Linked DNA regions of Mus musculus: region 1 is linked to region 2. A link is a loop called in an ENCODE intact Hi-C map of the cell type or tissue named here. Cell type or tissue: left cerebral cortex. All regions are shown on one strand. Each heading gives the region's core, and the rest is flanking DNA. Links, peaks and the distances in the headings are about the cores only.

What was found. A loop is a pair of places that touch in the nucleus more often than their neighbours do. Peaks named below come from ENCODE experiments on the same cell type or tissue, not always from the same donor. Only the 100,000 strongest peaks of a DNase experiment are listed, where the experiment ranks them.
Region 1: a loop joins it to region 2, with 5 times the contacts of the local background. A loop is called at or near these places in 5 of 42 quality-filtered maps.

Annotation. Positions count from the first base shown.
Region 1 is chr15:45,011,752-45,021,453 of GRCm38, forward strand. No RefSeq gene overlaps it. Among named protein-coding and RNA genes, the nearest start is that of Gm23343, 68 kb to the left of the region's middle. In left cerebral cortex, for the core only: no CTCF peak of the experiment used is centred there; DNase peaks (open chromatin) are centred at 4,750, 5,197, 6,025 and 6,558; H3K27ac peaks cover 4,674 bases.
Region 2 is chr15:44,852,079-44,861,780 of GRCm38, forward strand. No RefSeq gene overlaps it. Among named protein-coding and RNA genes, the nearest start is that of Gm33852, 20 kb to the left of the region's middle. In left cerebral cortex, for the core only: no CTCF peak of the experiment used is centred there; DNase peaks (open chromatin) are centred at 5,196 and 7,486; H3K27ac peaks cover 2,590 bases.

The sequences.
Region 1 (9,702 bases), core at 594-8,593, 160 kb after region 2:
AATTCGACAACAAAAGGAGATCAAGGGGATACCAATTGGAAAGGAAGAAGTCAAAATATCACTATTTGCAGATGATATGATAGTATATATAAGTGACCCTAAAAATTCCACCAGAGAACTCCTAAACCTGATAAACAGCTTCAGTGCAGTAGCTGGATATAAAATGAACTCAAACAAATCAGTGACCTTTCTCTACACAAAGAAATTCTGGAAACAACACTTTTCACAAAGGTTACAAATAATATAAAATGCCTTGGTGTGACTCTAAGTATGTGAAATATCTGCATGACAAGTACTTCAAGTATGAAGAAAGAAATTTAAGAACATCTTAGAAGAAAGATCTCCCATGCTCCTGGATTGTCAGGATTAATAAAGAAAAAATGGCCGTCTTCCTGAAAGCAATTTACAGATTCAATGCAATCCTGTCAAAATTCCAACTCAATTCTTCAAAGAGTTAGAAAGAGCAATTTGCAAATTCACTTGGAATAACAAAAGCCTAGGATAGGGAAAACTATTCTCAATAATAAAGGAATTTCTGGTGGGACCACTATCCTTGACCTTAAGCTGTACTAAAACTGCATGGTACTGGTACAGTGAGAGGCTGGTAGATCAATGGAATAAAATTGAAGATCCAGAAATGAACCCACACACCTATGGTCACTTGATCTTTGACAAAGGTGCTAAAATCATTCAATGGAAAAAAAGACAACATTTTCATCAAATGGTGTTGATTCAACTGGTGGATAGCATGTAGAAGAACGCACATCAATCCAGTTTTATCTCCTTGTACAAAGCTCAAGTTTAAGTGGATGAGGACCTCCAAATAAAACCAGATACCTGGAAACTAATAGAAAAGGAAGCGTGAGTAAGAGCCTTGACCACATGGGCACAGGGGAAAATTTCCTGAACAGAACACCAACACCTTATGCTCTAAGATCAAGTATTGACAAATGGGGCCTCATAAAATTGCAAAGCTTCTGTAAGGCAAAGAACACTGTCAACAGGACAAAATGGCAACCAACAGATTGTGAAAAGATCTTTACCAGTGCTATATCTGATAGATGGCTTATATCCAATATATAAAAAGAACTCAGGAAGTTAAACTTTAGAGAATCAAATAACCCTATAAAAATGGGAGACAGAGCATTCTTCAATATAAGAATTCTCAACTAAGGAATCTCAAAAGGCTGAGAAGCACCTGAAGAAATGTTCAACATCCTTAGTCATCAGGGAAATGCAAATCAAAGTGTGATATTTTAGTCCTTCTTAGAAGGGGGAACAAAATACCCGTGGAAGGAGTTATAGAGAAAAATTGTGGAACAGAAACTGAAGGAAAGGCCATCCAGAGACTGCCTCACCTGGGTTTCCATCCCATATACAGTCACCAAACCCAGACACTATTGTGGATGCCAACAAGTACTTTCTGAAGCCTGGTATAGCTCTCTCCTGAGAGTCTCTACCACTACCTAACAAATACAGAGGTGGATGCTCTCAGCCATCTAATGGACTGAGCACAGAGTCCCCAATGGAGGATCTAGAGAAAGGTCTTAAGGAGCTAAAGGGGTTTACAGCCCCATAGGAGGAACAACAATATGAGCCAACCAGTACCCCCCCAGAGCTCTCTGGGAGTAAACCACCAACCAAAGAGTACACATGGTGGGACTCATGGCTCCAACTGCATAAGTAGCAGAGAATGGCCTTTATGGTAATCAATGGGAGAAGAGGCCCTTGGTTCTGTGAAGGCTTGATGCCCCAGTGTAGGGGAATGCCAGGGCCAGGAAGTGGGAATGTGTGGGATGGTGAGCAGGGGGAGAAGCAAGGAGATAGGGCATCTCTGGAGGGAAAACTAGGAACGGGGACAACATTAAAAATGTAAGTAAAGAAAAATCTACTAAAAAAATGAAAAGAACTGAAAAGCATTGATTTTAGAGCTTACCATTAAATCTCTCTTCAAAGAGAAATCATTTGAAGGTCAATTATAATAATAAAAAAGCTATAATGCTTCTGAATAGAACTGAATTCTACTTTGTTATATAATCTTTACTTTAAATAAATTTTTAAGTAAAACAAGAGGATATGGCTTTTTACATTTCCTTTCTTCCCTTTTGTCTCTCCCAGGTACTCTTCCTTCAACTCCTCCCATGTGGCATATTTTCAAATTGTTAGGCTTTTAAAATTTGATTATTATTAATGTGCACAAAAATATAAGCATGTAAATATAAAACATACCTTTGTTGGTATGTATGTGGTTAGGGGATGAGTACTTTCTATTAAGTAAAAGTGGCATCTTGGAAGCAGAAAGGAGCCACTGGGGTTGTGGGTGAATCTTTTGAAACCTCAAATCCTGTCCCCAGTGACAAACCTTTTCCAACAAGACCACAACTCCTAATCCTTCCTAGACAGTCCCATCAACGTGAGGTCAACTATTCAAGCACATAGAGCATTTTTATTTGAGCCATCATGTCCCATTCCATGGCCATCAGAGGCTGTTGGCTGTTTCATAATGCAAAAATGCAAGTTAGTCCAATTTCAAATATTCCCATTGTCTTTCACAGTCAACACTTCCTAAAAATCCAGTCTCTTCTGAAATGGAAGGCAGTTTACTAACAGTTACACCCTAAAGCCAAAAGCAATTATAATCTGGCAACATATAATGGCACAGAATGTACACTGCCATTCTAAAGAAGAGCACTGGGGTCATAGTGATTAAATAGTGAACCAAAGCAAGTCTAACCCCCCAACAGGAATACTCCAAATTCTACAATTTCATACCTCGTGTCAAAGCGCTTGGATGGCTCTGCCCTTGTGCCTCTGCTTCCTACAGCAGATATTTCACCTCATGTTTACAACTTGCTTTGGAAGATGTTTTATGGTTCTAGCATCTCTAAAATCTTGAGCTTACCAGTGTAATCCAGGTTTCAGTTTCACAGCTCTATGCAATGGCATCTCAGGATCTCCATTCAAGGAATTCCCTGCTGCATGCGTGGACTCAGAAGCTCTCCTCAACTGCAAAGGAAGATTCCATGATTCCTTTACTTGTGTATCCTGCATGACTCTAAAGTCAGAACATGTGCACAATCCTATCAAGTTTGGCTGATCACTTGGGTGGATCCTGACCCCCTATATTTGCAGAAACTTTCCCTTGTAGTGTTGTTTTAGGGGTAGAAAGGTCCTCAGGTCTTTTCTTTCTTTTTTTTTTTTAATTGTTGAAAGCTTACTTGGGTGTTGTCTTTCTCTCCCTTTATTTCATTTCAGAACCCAGCTGTCTTTAGTCTTACCTCTTCCAGCACAAGCCTTGACTACAGCTCTACATTTCCTGGTGGTCTTTCTTTTGCTTCAAACTCCATGTTGTGTTTTTTCTTTTTGCCTTGCTTGTTCTTTTCCTTGCACACTCCCATAGGAATGATTACTAATACACATATGACAGAATCAATATTAGGCTGTCTTGGAACGTCCTCCAGCAAGGAAATTAATTAAAAATTTCAATTTAGCCCGAGGCATATTCTTTTGACATACACAAAAGAAAGCAACATTATTTGCCAAAATATTTCAAGAATGGCCACTAGCCCAGTTGCTAATATTGTTCTACTATGAAATCTCTTGAGCTGGGTTTACCTAGCTACATTGCTTTTAGCACTACTTTCTTCCAAACTCTTAATAGAATAGTCTGTTAAACCCTGCTTATAGTATTCAAGCACTTTCTTAGTCCAAAGTTCCAAAATCTTTCCTATGGTCCACCCTGAAATCCCAAAGCAGCATGGCCAGAGTGGCCACAACAATACCCCATCTTTGTACTAGATTCTCTCTTAGTGACTTTTCCATTACTGTAACAAGACACCATGAGCTAGGCAAGTTATAGAAGAAAGCCTTTAATTTTGGGCTCGCAGCTCCAGAGAGTTATAATTATGGTGGGGAGCACAGCTGCTGGCTGCTGTGGTACTGGAACATTAGATGAGAGCTTATCCATAAGCCATGAATCAGGGAGAGCTATCTAGGAATGGTGTAGGTGTTTGAAACCTCAGCTCCTAGCCCAGTGATGCACTCCTTCCAACAAGGCCATACTTCTTAATTATTCCCAAAGAGTGACGCAAACTGTGAATTAAAGACTGAATCTATATGAGAGCCATTCTTTTTTAAACTACTACAGGGGCCCATTCCAGGAAGGGGGTAATTTTCCCTCTCCCAGCAGTCATAAATTATGTAGAATTCCTTGGCTAGTGTTGGATCTCATGACACTTCCTCACTGTACATTAGGATGTCTTTTGATATCGAGACTTCCTTCTGCCAGGGTAGCCCAAGTGACTCCTTTCAGAACTTTAAGGTAAGTCCCCATTGCTGAATTAGGGACACTTAGGCACTTGCATGGTAGTAACTAAAAGCTGTCTACTAGGATGTAAGATCCACTTAAGAGAAAAACAATAGTACTTGGAAAGTACTTGAGAACCCATTCAATTGCCTGAGAATAGTGAGATCATGGACCTTAGAAAATAATCTACTACCACCACTTTGCCAAACCAGCATTATTCCTTACTACATTTCAAATCTTATTCTTATATACACAGATATATGTAGCTACTGCCCCTTTTCATAGAATCTTCCCTTCATAGAAATTGGAGACAATCACAGAAACCCATAAGTGGTTACAGTGCAGAGATCAACAGATCAAGGGCAGCCTAGCCCTAATGGATATATTTACATCACAGCTCCTGCTTCTGTGACTCAGGAGGCATTATGGAAGAGAGACAGAAAGCTTGTAAATGTCAGAATACCAGGAAGCCTGTTGTGAAAATGTCTTTCCTAGAAAAGGCTGTGTAAGCAAGACCAAAACAATGCTATGTAATTTTATAGACTTTTACATAGGCAATCTTAGCAATTCAGACAATTTGAAGGCTTATTGACTAATTTTTTTTTTTTTTTTTTTGGTTAGAAGTTATAGGAAATCCAATCCAAAGTGACTCAACAAACAGGATATATTTTTCCTCACATAAGGAAAATTGTAACTGTTCATCGAAGCTGTTAATCAATGTTTTGATTTTCTTCCTTTTTGACACATGGTATGATTTTGCTAGTTTCCTCCTGGATGTGAGGTATAGTTACGTAATGTGCTTTAACCATTGGGATGGGAGCAGATGTAGCTTGTGCTATTTTGGGGCAGGAACCTTTAAGAGTGAGTGTTTCTGCCAAGTTCTCTTCTCTGTGCCATGGTGATGGGCGAAGTGCCACGTGACTGCTATAGAGTGCAGCCGTCACTGCCCACTATGGTTCAGGGATTCTTGTGGTGGCAGCAAGTGTGTCCCCACTGACAAAAGACACATGGTTCATCTTTTTCCGTGTCTCTATCTTCTGTTTTTCATCATTTAGTCACCTCATAATCTCAAAATGGTAGCTGTAACTCCAGAGATTATTTTTATGTTCAAAGTAAGAACTAGTAAGATAGAATTTGTGGGATTTACTTTACCTAGAACGGAAAGACAAGATTCTGGGGCGTTTTTCTGAAGAAATATCTTTATAGCTGGTTTGCCAGCAGGACTGGGTTAAATGGCTTCTACGTGTTAGGTGGGAAGTTCCCAAAAGTAGACATAGTATTACTCAGCAAAATCTAGATATATGTAGAAAGGACACAATGTCATGTAGACAACTGACATTATGTACCTTAAAGGCACAATTAGCATGGAAAGTCTTCAGTTTTTCCCTTAAGATGAAAATAGGGTTTTTTTTTTTGTTGTTTGTTTGTTTGTTTGTCTGTCTGTTTGGTTGGTTTTTTGAGACAGGGTTTCTCTATGTAGCCTTGGCTGTCCTGGAACTCACTTTGTAGACCAGGCTGGCCTCAAACTCAGAAATCCGCCTGGCTCTGCCTCCCAAGCCACAGCACACCTTAGCAGGAATTATCTAACATATCTATTTATACTCATAAATAAACTATAGAAGCTACATTTTAAAGTAATCCCCCATAGCACTTCATCTTAACTGAGCATTTTCAAGACCTGGTCCTCATTTCCCAGGTTGTTATTGGGCAGCTCTGTGGGTCATGATTTAAAACCTGTTGGACACCAGGCTTCATGTTTGTGCATCATCCCTTCTGCTCATCAGGTCAGGTAAGAAAAACTAAATTGATCTGGTAATCACACTCTTTCACAAAAGAAAAAAATTAGTCTCTGAAAAATATTAAGCAATTGTTGCAGATTATCCAAACTACTACCTATGGGAGTCAGGAAATTGACATGTGATTTGTGCCGTTATCTTAGAAGGCATTAGAGTTTCAAGTTGTGTGGCTTAGCATGCAAGGCAATAATACACTTTTTCATATTTTCCAATTTGAGGAAATTACATGTAGTGCATTTGTCCTTTTTTGAACTTTTCGACTAGAATTCCATTTTTAATCTGGACTTCTTGATGTGCACGATACAAAATCAGTATTGCTTTTTATATTTAAAAATGCTCTGTTGATGGTATAATGTGTTCAACATATGTATGGGGGTGGTGGCTGAGAAGACAGGCACTCAAATAACAGTTTTACTCAAACTTGAGGGCTCTCTAGATTTGGTTTAAAAATATAGCCACTAGTCATTTTGTCACTTCCTTGGAGAGAGCTTAATGACGCAGACACTGCTGAGCCTGCTCATCCCACTCTTCTTTCTTTTCCCTTGGGGCTGATAATGCAAACAGTCTCATAACGCTGACATATGTGAGGTTGTACTGACGAGACTGTTTCTGGGTTTGGCTTGGTCATCAAAGCTATATAATTCTGGTCATCACCTCTGGTTATAATTCTGATTATAACTTATAGTTAGAAGATAAGATTCTAGTTCACTTTGCAGTTGTTTCACGTCATCCAGGCATTCAACAGAGGTTTATGTGTTCCAAATCTCACACTTCTTCTCATCTTCTCCTTTGGTTGGAAAGTTTATTACAAATGGGCTGACAGTGGGGATCACTTACCTATTGTGACTAGGGACTGACCTATGGACCTACTTAGAAGCCCATAAAGTTTGAGACTTGATCTCACCACTGTGGAGCTGTTATGCTATGTGGAGCCATAAGGACCCACTAAAACATAATTGAAGTCAATTATATCACATATTAATTACATATTATAATTAAAATGAAAAGTTTCAGAATATCCCACACACTGCTTATAGCATCATCAGGTTGCTGGATCCTTGGGGGAAGATGAAATTTCACTTTGTTAAGTTAATCAAATGCTAAAACAACAACAACAACAACAACAACAACAAACTATACTGATTGTTTTTGTGATACTAACAGATTCATCTGTTCAGTTTTCAATAAAATCTTAACTTTTCCAAAACAATGGTCTAGCCTTCTATTAGCTTCTACAGGATAATCTCTTAAGCTCTTGGGATATCCTGTTAATAAAACTTAGACTCTGTCTAGTGCCTAGGTTTATGTGTGATACTCTATGCTAGGAATATGATTCACAGTAGGGCTAGTTGGATCATGTAGTACCCTACATCTACGTCTGTGGGGCTAGTGACAGGACACTCAATCAGGAAGCAGTTGGAGTTATGCTATATTTCCATGCCTCAATAAAACTCTGAACACTAAAGTTTGCAAGTTCTTCTGCTTTGAAAATGCACATTTTCACATTGGCTACTTTTATGTTAAGTTGACATTAGCTAGAGTGATATGAAAGGAGGGAACTTGAATTAGGAAAATAAAATCTAAGGCTAAACTCACTGTGAGTGGTGCCACCCCTTGGCTAGTGGTTCTGGATTCTATAAGAACAACCTATGTAGAGGAAATCAGTCAGCAGCACCCCTCCATAGACTTTGTATCAGTTCCTTCCTCCATGTCCCTATCCTGCTTATGTTTCTGCCCTGACTTCCTTCCATGACGAGCAATGATTTAGAAATGTAAACCAAATAAACTCCTTGAGTTGATTTTGATTGTGGGCAATTGATCACAGCAACAATAACTCTAATTAGGACAGAGCCATTATTTTAGTTACTTTTCTAGTTATGGTGACCAAATACCTGTCAAGAAACAACTTACTAGAGGAGAGGTTTATTTTGTCACATTGTCTTAGTGATACAGTATTACCATCCATGATGAAAGGATGTTCTTGGCAGGGGCCATCTCAGTGCTGCAGTTACTTGCTTATAACTCTGCAAATCTGGAAGCAGAGTTGGGACAAGAAGTGGCACAGGGCAATAAGGCCTCAAGGCTTGTCCTGGTGTTTCTACTTCCTCTAGTGAGGCTCTTTTTTCTAAAGGTTTCACAAGCTCCCAGAACAGTGCTGCTAGCAGAGAACTCAATGTTCATACCCATGGGCCTACAGGGAGCATTTCCCATTAAACCACAGCAGCCATCTGTATGACTCCACTGAGAGAAAGAAATGGAAACTGCACCTGGGACTCCTGTGGACTCTGCTTGGTGAGCCTCTTCTTTTTGCTAGCTTGTGGCTGTGTCCTTTCACAACCAGACCCTGTGACTGGAAGAAGAATGACTTTCTGAGTTCTGGGAGTCCTCCTGGGAAAGCATTGCACTGAAGGTGACCTTAGGGTCCTGCCACATTGGCACCTTACACTGCAGAAATACTAGAGATCTGGAAATATTTGTAATAAATCTCTATCTATGTCTCTCCCATCCCCTATCCACAACAAAACACACAAGCAAGCAAGCAAGCAAGCAAGCAAGCAAGCAAGCAAGCAAGCAAGCAAGCAAGCAAACCATTCTCCCTTCCCACAGACTCAGAAATATCACTGGATATCCTGAGTGGGGTTTTGATGCGTTTCTGCATGCCCCCAGCAGGGAGATGGAGGGTAGTTTTCTATGTATAATATTCTTCCCCCCATTACTAGTGAATCTAAGCCTCATGAATAAGATCTTTCACTAACATTTCCATAGGTCAGCCTTGGGTAAAATTGGGAAGGAGACTAAGAATATGTGTACCCGTGTATATTTGCATTCAGTTTAACTATATTATTTAAGGATCTCTTTTCTTAATTACTAAATTACCTTCTCAAAAGTCTAACAAATAAATCCAATGCTTATTAGCTAAGACTGGCTTAGGACACTCCTTTTAAAAGTATTTTTCCTTCATGTTAAGAATATAGAACACTGGCTTTCTGGAGAGCCTGTGTAGAAATTATCTGGAGTCTGGAGCGATGGCTCAACAGCTAATAATGTTCCTTACAGAATACCCTGGTTCAATTCTCGGTACCAGAAGATAGGTTTATAACCATCTGTAACGCCAGTCTCAGAAGATTAGATGCTGGTGTTAAACAGACTTACCGGAAGGCCAAGAACCTATAAACATGTAAAACACATACAGTGAAAAATAAAATAAAATACTTAAAAGGGTTTGGAGAACAGGTTCTTTAGTGCCTATTTCTAAAGTTCCACTGAGCATGAGAAGGAAGGATGGTATGCTTATATTACACAGTATTTTGCATGAAAAGGCAAGAGGATTAAATTGAATTGGAATCAGCTTCTCTTCATTTGGACATCTGAGGCTTCTATTTCAGGATTTTGGATAAACATTCACACTTAGTGCCAATAGTACTTCCCCATGCACTCAAGAGAGATTTCTGATAATAACTCCTAGGCAGACATTCTAGACCCTCAGAATTGTACTGGGCACTTCCTCACTAAGCTGTTTGTATCACTTATGGAGCTCTTGTGTTCCACCTGGTATATGGCTCCTCTTGTGACCACCCATATTACACCTTTTCCTATGGT
Region 2 (9,702 bases), core at 534-8,533:
ACGGATGAGTGCTAAGGACACAGTAGCTGTTCAGTTAGCCTTATGGAAAGTCCTGCTTGTATCCATTCATATCCCTTTAAGTTCTCCTATTGTCCTCTCAACTCTTGAAGATATATGGAATTTCTCGCTTGGAGAAGATATTATTTTCTCCCTCATGGTGATTTATATTTTTTTTCTGGTCATCCACATTGTTTTCTGTAGGACTATGCTTAATAGCATTCAGTATAAACTGTCCAGCTTAGACTCTCTCTTTCTCTCTGTGTCTTTATATATATAATTTCCCTCTCAATTCCCAGGCATTATGTACATTACAGTCATCAGGCAAGACCAACTTTATTAATTAAGTAAATTGTTCTTTTCCTTTCTACTATTTGTCAAAATATTAAATAAAATCAACGGATTGATTTGGATCATTGGGTGTTAACTCAAGTGATACATCTTGGTATGGTTTTCCTTTCTATTTTTAAAATGTAAATCTTTAGAATGATTATTATTATGGTGTTACTATTTTTCCTTTTATGTAGAGTTTCACTATGTAGCATAGGCTTGCCTGGAAATTACTATATATCCCAAGAGGACCTTGAATTCATGGTATTCTTCCTGTCTCATCTTCCTAAATCCTGGGATAATTGGAGCAAGCCACAACGTCTGCCTTGTTTTCCTTTTTAAAAGAATTGACTAATGTTTTCACATTGTGATGTCTTTTACTAATTGTCAGTATTTCACGTGCAGTTTCAGTTCATTAGATGTACATTTAGGGCACATCTGATTTTTACAGTGAAAAAATTGCAAGCTAATAAAAGAAAGGCTCTAAAATCAGAAAAACTTAAAAATGACTGTCAGAAGTTGTTTTTCTCTCTCCTACATGTTCAGGAAGACCATATAATTGTGTATGCAGGTTAGGTAACTGTTTGGAGGAGTGAGGCGTTTTCTAATTATAATTGAAAATACTGTCAGTATTCCGGTTTCAGAATAAGAAAACAGCCACAAAACATTTAATGCTATCTGCTTTATAAATGATGTTCTTCTCCACCTTGTATGGAACTGTTATAGCCGGGATGACTAATAATCCCTCACTACAGACATATATCAAGCATATGGGTTTTCCATTTTATTTCATAATTCATGTTTGCCTTAAATTGTAGTAGAAGAAGAATTATCCAAGGAGCTTATAAAGATGGGAAGAACAATATTCTGCTAACGGAGATTCCAACTTAGTAGGTTTGTAGAGAAGTTATGAGCTCTTGTTGTTTAGAAAAATCTTTTCTGTGGTTTGTGGGGTACCGCTGAGATGTACTATCCTTTGAGATGTACTCTATCTGGGATTTTGAGCCTGTCCTTAAGGCAAATTCTACCCAGAGGTCTGCTGGTATCTATGTCACTGATACCTCTCAGAATATTCATTCACATCTCTACAACTATAACCTCATAAAATTTGTCATTGTTGAAATATAAAGGTTGTAGTGTTTTGTAGTTTTATATTATAATGCATTTTTTGTGAAGTTAGGAAAAGTTTTAGCAGTAAATTCTTGTCTTAAAATTTACATATGGGCAGAGGAATTCTTCACTAGAGCTTAAACATTGTAATAAAATATCATTCAGGCATATCGGTAGTATGTTATATGTGAGAGAAAAATCCAGAGTTTCTTTAGGAAGGGGGAGTTTTTGGAATAACCTTGATTTATATTTGGTCATTTGAGATTATCCAACATAATTTATATTAGGGAGTATCAGCAATGTGTCTTTATGACTGTAGACTTCTAGAAAAGTTGAGCTTTGTTTAAATAAAGGCCAATACGAAGTTGAAATTTACAACAGAGGTTTTTGTGAGAGACTTCTTTGTGCTGTGAACACATGCATTTGTATTAGAAATAAGCTGTCACTTGCTATTTGAAAAATTCTTCACCGTTAAGCTTCATAAGACTTTCTGGAAAAAAAAAAGCTTCCATGCTTTCTCCAATATGCTGGACTGGTATGTCCCAGGGGTACTTGCTGAATTAGAGTCTTCTGTATATCTGTACTGTCTGCTATGGTAGCTTCCAAACACATATAGGCCCGCAAGCATTTGGAATATAGCCAGGAAAACAGAAGAACTAGACTTTTAGTTTGTTAAAACTTAGTGGCTTCAATTTATTTAGGGATATGTGCCTAGTAGATCCTATATCTTTCAGTACAGACCTTGATGGTACAGTCACATTTCACCTGTATAGCAAGGCAATACAGATTTCTAAGTCCGTTGCAAAAATAAGTTTTTTTTTCTTTAAAAACAAAAACCAAAAAACTATGATCACTGGAATGGTGTTTTTTGTTTTTTGTTTTTTTTTTTTTTTCAGGCACTATGTAGTGGTGGAAAGAACATTAAGTGTGAATCAGGTTTTGTCACCAATTATCAAAGTTGTCTTTGGAGAAGACACTGCTTTCCCTAGTGAAATACGGGGTGTCTAAGGTTTCCATCTGTGACTTTTTCTGGGAAAATATAAGCTCATATCTATTCATCTCAGATAGGGCAGTTATGATAGAAAAAAAAACAAAAAAAACCCAAAAAAACCAAAAAAAACCTACTCACATCTAGCTTGGTGAGTCGGTGAGTTGACTCAGATTCCTTATGGAAGCCTAGGTGTCCCTTGGGTAGCTACATCACCTAACCTCATCTCCCCATGGATGACCAGAAGTTGCATCCCAGAATCTCATTGCACAATTTGCAGGCAGCTGCACTGAAGAGGGTCTCTTCCCGCCCCGCCCCCAGAGATTGTTTAATGTTCTTATAACCTGGTGTTGGAAGAAAGGCCTTGTGACTCTCACAATTTTCTGAGCTCCCCTAATTTTCTAAGTTTTGTGAGATTCCCAGGCCTTGTGAGCTCTTCTCCTCCCTGTAGTGTAAGGGATATACCACTGTAGTGTAAGTATGCATAACAGACCCCAAGTGTAGTGTGTGAGAATTTATAGTTACCTGAGCGAAGAACACAGAGAAGTCAGGAATATATTTTCTAACACTACATTTTGCATCTCAGGGTTTTCTTTACAAGGTCCTTTTTTTCCTTTAAAAATTTTCTGTTATTATATCTGTAAAATTATGTGGCATCTGTCAGTCTTTCCTGTGGCCCTTTGCCTACCCTCTTGTTGTATAATTGCATTGTTCTGCTCTTAACTCCATGTGAGCATATCTGTGTGTTCTACATTGTCTTCTCCTCCCCAGTTCACATGCTGACGTTCTGACCTGTGTTGTCTCAGAAAATGATTACATTTTAGGACAGAATCTTTTACAATATTGACAAAAATTTTTATAAGCTTAGTCCAGAATCACAGGTGTCATGTATAAAAAGAGGTTAGGACTTCTTGAAGGAAAAGTATGTGAAGATGCATGGAGGACATGGTCCAGGGGGTACCAGGAAGAGAGAAGAAACCAGCCCTTCTATTTTCAGATCTCCAGCCAATAGGAGTGAGGGAAATATGTTTCTGTTGAGGAAGTCATGAGTCTGATACTCTTTATTATTGCAGTCCTGGAAAGCAAATATTACCCAGAACACTAGTGTTTGTATTTTTTGTCAGAATTGCCCAGAATGGAGACCTTTGCTTGATTGTTTTTTATTCAAGGGAATATTTTGTACATCCCACAGGTAGGTCAAAAGCCACTGCAAACATGTAGATGGACTTTAGTAAAGACTTTTATCCTTATATCATGTTTATTTGGGTTTCTTATGTCTCACTTGCTTATTCCTTTACCTTGTTTATAGTCAATCACTACCCTGTGACTTTGCCACTGAGATTTTGTGTTTGTAGATTCTGTTTCCATTTTTCAGCTTATCATAATTTTAATTATTTATTTTATATTTGTGTGTGTGTGTGTGTGTGTGTGTGTGTGTGTGTGTGTGTGTGTGTGTACTACAGGGGAGATCAGAAGAAACCATTCAGAAGTCCTGATGATTTAGTTCAAGTCTTTTGGTTTGTAAGCAACTACCTTTACTCACTGCCCCTACTTCTTTTTTTTTTTTCTTTTCTTTTTTTTCTTTATTAGGTATTTTCCTCGTTTACATTTTCAATGCTATCCCAAAGGTCCCCCATACCCACCCCCCCAACCCCCTACCCACCCACTCCCCCTTTTTGGCCCTGGCGTTCCCCTGTACTGGGGCTGCCCCCTACTTCTAACACCAAGATCCAGTGGCATATGAGTTCACAAGGAATGATCTCTGTTATGAACTTCTATTGCATTTCACGTGGCACAGCATATAGCTAATATCCTTCAATGAAAAGCCTCAGTCCCTTTGTTTCTCATATCTAGCTGTGAAGCCACTCTAGAAAAACACCTGGAAATAAAACAAAGTAGACTCAGTTCTTTAGATCCTAAATTCCTTGATGTTTGGTTTTTCTCATCTTTTGTTTTTCAGATATTCAGTGATCATTGAGTATCTGCTGTATGAAGAAAACTGTAATTATCGGCTTTGGACTTTATTTGGATGTTCACACAGCCCTAGTCAGACAGTGCTTTGATATTTTTTCTCCTGGACTGCCTGGGTGGGTAACAACTCAAGCATAAAAAGCCTCTGTTTGTGTGATGTTGCATAATATTGAGATGAATGGAACAGTCTTGTGTGACTATCACTTTCAGGTTTATATTGATTTATATTGCAACATTCTGGTTACCTAAGTATACTTTTCATTAATAAATCTTTCCAAAAATGAGCTGTTTAATAGTTGATAAAATTCAAAAAAGCCATAAATCAGCTTGGCAAATCAGAAACTCATATCCATTAAGTGAGGCTGAGTTCAGTCTATTAAAACCGATCTTTATTTTAATTACAAATGGCCACCTTGGATTGGTTAACATGTAAGGACTCTGAGAAAATAGTTTAAAAGTTTAAATAGAAAAACTATTAAGGGATATATGCCATAGCAATTCTTTCATATCATAATTCATTCTTTTGACTTATATGTATTTCAGAGAATACTTCACAGTGGTGATAAAGACAGGTCGAAGTTCTGATGCTCTCTCAGTTCACAGCACTGGTAACTGGAAAGGCAGAGAAGAGAAGAAAGGGAAAACTGGAAACAATACAAAGGAAGAGCTAGATTTTAATCTCCCTGTTCATTTCACATGCCAGATTTTTTTTTTAAGGACATAAGGATATAGAAACCATCTGCCTGAAATTCTGTTGATTCAGTAAATAATTTCAGAAAGCCTGGGGGTGGAAGTGTCTCAGTGTGCAGGCTAACTCACCAGAAGAAGGAGTGTGAGGAGCAAGGGGACTTCGTGGAACTTACTGTGTGTTTCACACTCTCAGCATCTTGCTGTGCTATATAAACCAAAGAGCCTTATAAAGGCTCTACTTCAATGATCTTATTTAACAGATGAACACAATGAGACCCAGAGGAGCTAGGATCTGGGACAAAAGCAGATGTTTGTTAATTTACTCCAGTATCATTTTACCACATAAACAGTGACAGTAATTAACATTGAGATACTGCTGTGTGAAAACTGAGGAACCATAGTTTGCAAATATCTAGGCCTATTGCTTCTGAAATCATTGATGTTATTAGATATTTAAAGATGATAACACATGATGGGTTTAGTCACAAAAAGGTAAGCATTAACAAGAAAAAGTAAAGAATAAGGCGATGAATTATATATTCAACACAAAAATTCAACCATAGAGATGCAAAGATCACAGGCAGAATAGTGTGGAGCCAGTAAGTTCAAATCCTAACGAGTCTCTGACTGGTTAGGTGAATTTGACAAAACTTATAAGCTTCACCATTTCTAGCAGACTTGTCTTAAAGTTAGAAAAATAATTCTTTCATAGCCCCGTGTTTACCCACATGAAACATGCTTAAGAAAGTAGGAGGTAGGGTTGTGAAATGTGTTCTGGGATTCCAATTTCCTTGAATCCAGAAGCTTGGGTAATCAATTTTCTTCTTTACTGTGACGTCCACTAAGGGGTTCACTTCCAATGTTTAGTTTAGGGGAAAACTGAGGAGATGCCAGACCTGTGAGTAGCTTACAGAAAACAGTGACTTCCATCTTCCCAGAAGACTGTCTCTCTTGCTGGTTTTAGTGACAATATCAGTCAATAGGTTCACACAGTAAGGAATTTAGACCCTCAACCCAACAGTTGTGAAGACAAAGTGTGGATACCTCAATGAGTTTTGGAGTTAATTCCTTCCCAGTTGGGTCCTGCTTATACCAGATTCCTGTCTGGTCCACAAAGGTGTAAGATAATAAATGCATGCAACCTAAAACTACTGAATTTGAGGATAATGTTATGTAAGTGATCCAGACAGTGAAAATACAAAGTTGTGATTTGAGTGGTAAAGATAAGTGCTATTATAATAAGGATTTAAGTAGGAGCACTGAGAAGGCACATTCACACAAGGTGCCTTCAGATAGGTTGGTACTGGAGAAATAAATGGTTGCTATTATACAAACAATATTCATGGCAAGAATGAATAGAGATTTGAGACTAGAAGCATGATCCCAGAGACTTCAGCATGGAAGTGTGGAGAAGCAGAAAAAGGAGTCTTTCAGACTGCTATCAATGAGCAACCTCTGAACACAGAAAACTGGAAAGCATGGCTTCTGGAAAAAGCATTGGCCTTTGAACTTAATTTTATTACAGTAGTATGTATAGGTGGGGGTGGTGATGTATGCCACAGCATCTAATTGCAGGTAGAAGACAACTTTCAGGAGTCTGTTCTGCCTTCTATTTTGTGAGTCTCAGGCATTCAGTTCAGGCTGTGGGCCTTGGTGGTGAGTGGTTTTACCTTTTGAACCTCTCAGGTACCCATGTGTGGTTTTCAAGAGACTGTGTTAAGATAGTTGTTCCTGTCTTCTCTGTTTTCAGGAATGTGTATAAACTGTGTATATCAGTAACCAGGGGTTCTTGTTAACAATGGATTGCTGGGAAGGGGGTCTCTATATATGACTCAGTAGGTTTTGAGTTGAGGCTATGAACTCACATTTTGATCAAGTGTTGAGGTTGCCTATGCTGGTGCTAATGCTGCTTTGGGATCCACTGTTGTCCAAATTTATCTAAATGTGCTTCACAGACTATTTGTGGGCATTTTGTCCATTTCCTCATTTTTATGTATTCAAAAATTTATTGGTTTCTTAGTAATAGGCATTGGGACAAACATTAGAGATAAGAATTTCCAATATCTACTGGAGTACTTATTCATAAACATTTAATAGTGTCGTCCATAGTAAGTCCAACAGCAGAGGTACCAGGTAGAGAAAGTGTGTGCATAGAGAACATGCCAGAGGAAGTTTCATATGGGAGCTTTTAAATGCAGGGTGATGTTTTAACTTGTTTTCTTTCTTATATTTTGAATTTCAAGACAGGGTCTTATATAATCCAGGCTGGTTTTGCAATCCTTCTGCCTGTGGCTCTCAAAGGCTGGAATTGCAGGCATGTGGAACCAAAACCAGATTACATTAGGGTGATCAAAAAGTAAAAATGCCTTCTAGGGATGAGTATATGTAAGGACAGAAAAAGATGAGTAGGTGGATGTATGCATTTTATTCAAGCTATTGCCAAGCACCCAAGATAGAGAGCAGCAAGATTAGGGAAGGCAATGAGTGGGTAAGGCTGGATTTGGCTTGGATTTACCCCAGCGCTCAGCGTCGTTCATCACATCAAGTGGTGATTTACTGATAGGAACAATGGCCATTATTCCAAAGGCAACTTGGGTTGGAATTATTGAGCTTGTTCCAATCAGCAGTTAACAACTCATTCTATTAAAATGGCTTTCCTTGAAAGGATAAAGGAAAAAAGGCAAAGAAAATGTATTATATGACTGTATATTTTGAAATATACTGAGTATGCAAATCTATGGAGACAGAAAACAGCTTAGCAATTGCTAGGAGCTGAGGAGAGGGACTCAGGGTGTGTTTTTTAATGGGAAGGAGATCTCTTTGAAGATGACGTTTGTGGATTTATTTGAATTACTAACTGCTATCCAAACATACTTTGCATAAAGGTAATTTATTTTTAAGTGATTTTTGTCTCTAGTTACAAAATATTGATGTGATAGTTCTAAATTTAATATAATATCTAACAGTTTGGCATTTATCAAACATACAGGTCGGGGCTATTCTAATTTTCATGCATGTCTAGTAAGAAATAGCAGGGAACTTGATTCAGCAATCAAAACAAGTCATCATTAACCCAACTGAAACAACAAAGGGAATTTTTTTAGGTATTTCTCATAAGTTAATTCATCAATGGACACATCAAAGTCTAGACATGTAGATGATTTCAATGAAGACAACCTTTTTTTCTTTTTTTCTTGATGATGCTTGCTGACTGGCAGGCCTGTATTGTTATCTTCAGGATTAATGACTTCAACTGGCACCATGTCAAATGTACTGCCTTTTATCTAACTCTTGGCTAGGAAAAATCTGTCTAATACTGTAAATGAAGAAAGGATTAATGTCAGGTTATCTCAGTATGTTCACTGCTTTCAGGTGTGAGGCATTCATTTTTTTATTACTTTATTTAATTATACTTTTAAATCTGTGCATGTTGCATTATGCATATGTGTTCTTAGGGAGGCCGTGTCTTTAAATATGCATATGTAGGCCACAGTTCATGTTGTGACATTATATGTCTTTCTCTATGATTCTCTGCCTTTTTGTCTTTTGGAGACAGATTCCCTCAGTGAACCTGGACCTTGCTGTTTAAGCTAGACTGACTGAATGGTATTAAATTTGTATTTAGATAACACTTGAGTAAAAAATGAATGCCTTGGCATTTATTCTTACTTGAGTGTTATAAATAAAAATTTACAGCAAATTCTAAAATTGTGGAAAAACATACCAAAATGTATCTGGCACAAACACAGTTAATATTATTTTGTATAGTTCCTTCTTTGCAGTTCTTTTAAATAGAATTTTTCCAAAACTTGATTTTGGCCCTCTGAGGCAGAGAATTGAGTTTATTTTTTTATTTTTTTTTTTTCAGCTTTATGTGACTAAGTTTTGTTTTTTTTTTTTTTTCCATTTTTTATTAGGTATTTAACTCATTTACATTTCCAATGCTATACCAAAAGTCCCCCATATCCACCCACCCCCACTCCCCTGCCCACCCACTCCCCCTTTTTGGCCCTGGTATTCCCCTGTACTGGGGCATATAAAGTTTGCAAGTCCAATGGGCCTCTCTTTCCAGTGATGGCCGACTAGGCCATCTTTTGATATATATGCAGCTAGAGTCAAGAGCTCCGGGGTACTGGTTAGCTCATAATGTTGTTCCACCTGTAGGGTTGCAGATCCCTTTAGCTCCTTGGCTACTTTCTCTAGCTCCTCCATTGGGGCCCTATGATCCATCCATTAGCTGACTGTGAGCATCCACTTCTGTGTTTGCTGGGCCCCGGCATAGTCTCACAAGAGACAGCTACATCTGCGTCCTTTCAATAAAATCTTGCTAGTGTATGCAATGGTGTCAGCGTTTGGATGCTGATTATGGGGTGGATCCCTGGCTATGGCAGTCTCTACATGGTCCATCCTTTCATCTCAGCTCCAAACTCCGTCTCTGTAACTCCTTCCATGGGTGTTTTGTTCCCAAATCTAAGGAGGGGCATAGTGTCCACACTTCAGTCTTCATTCTCCTTGAGTTTCATGTGTTTAGCAAATTATATCTTATATCTTGGGTATCCTAGGTTTGGGGCTAATATCCACTTATCAGTGAATACATATTGTGTGAGTTTCTTTGT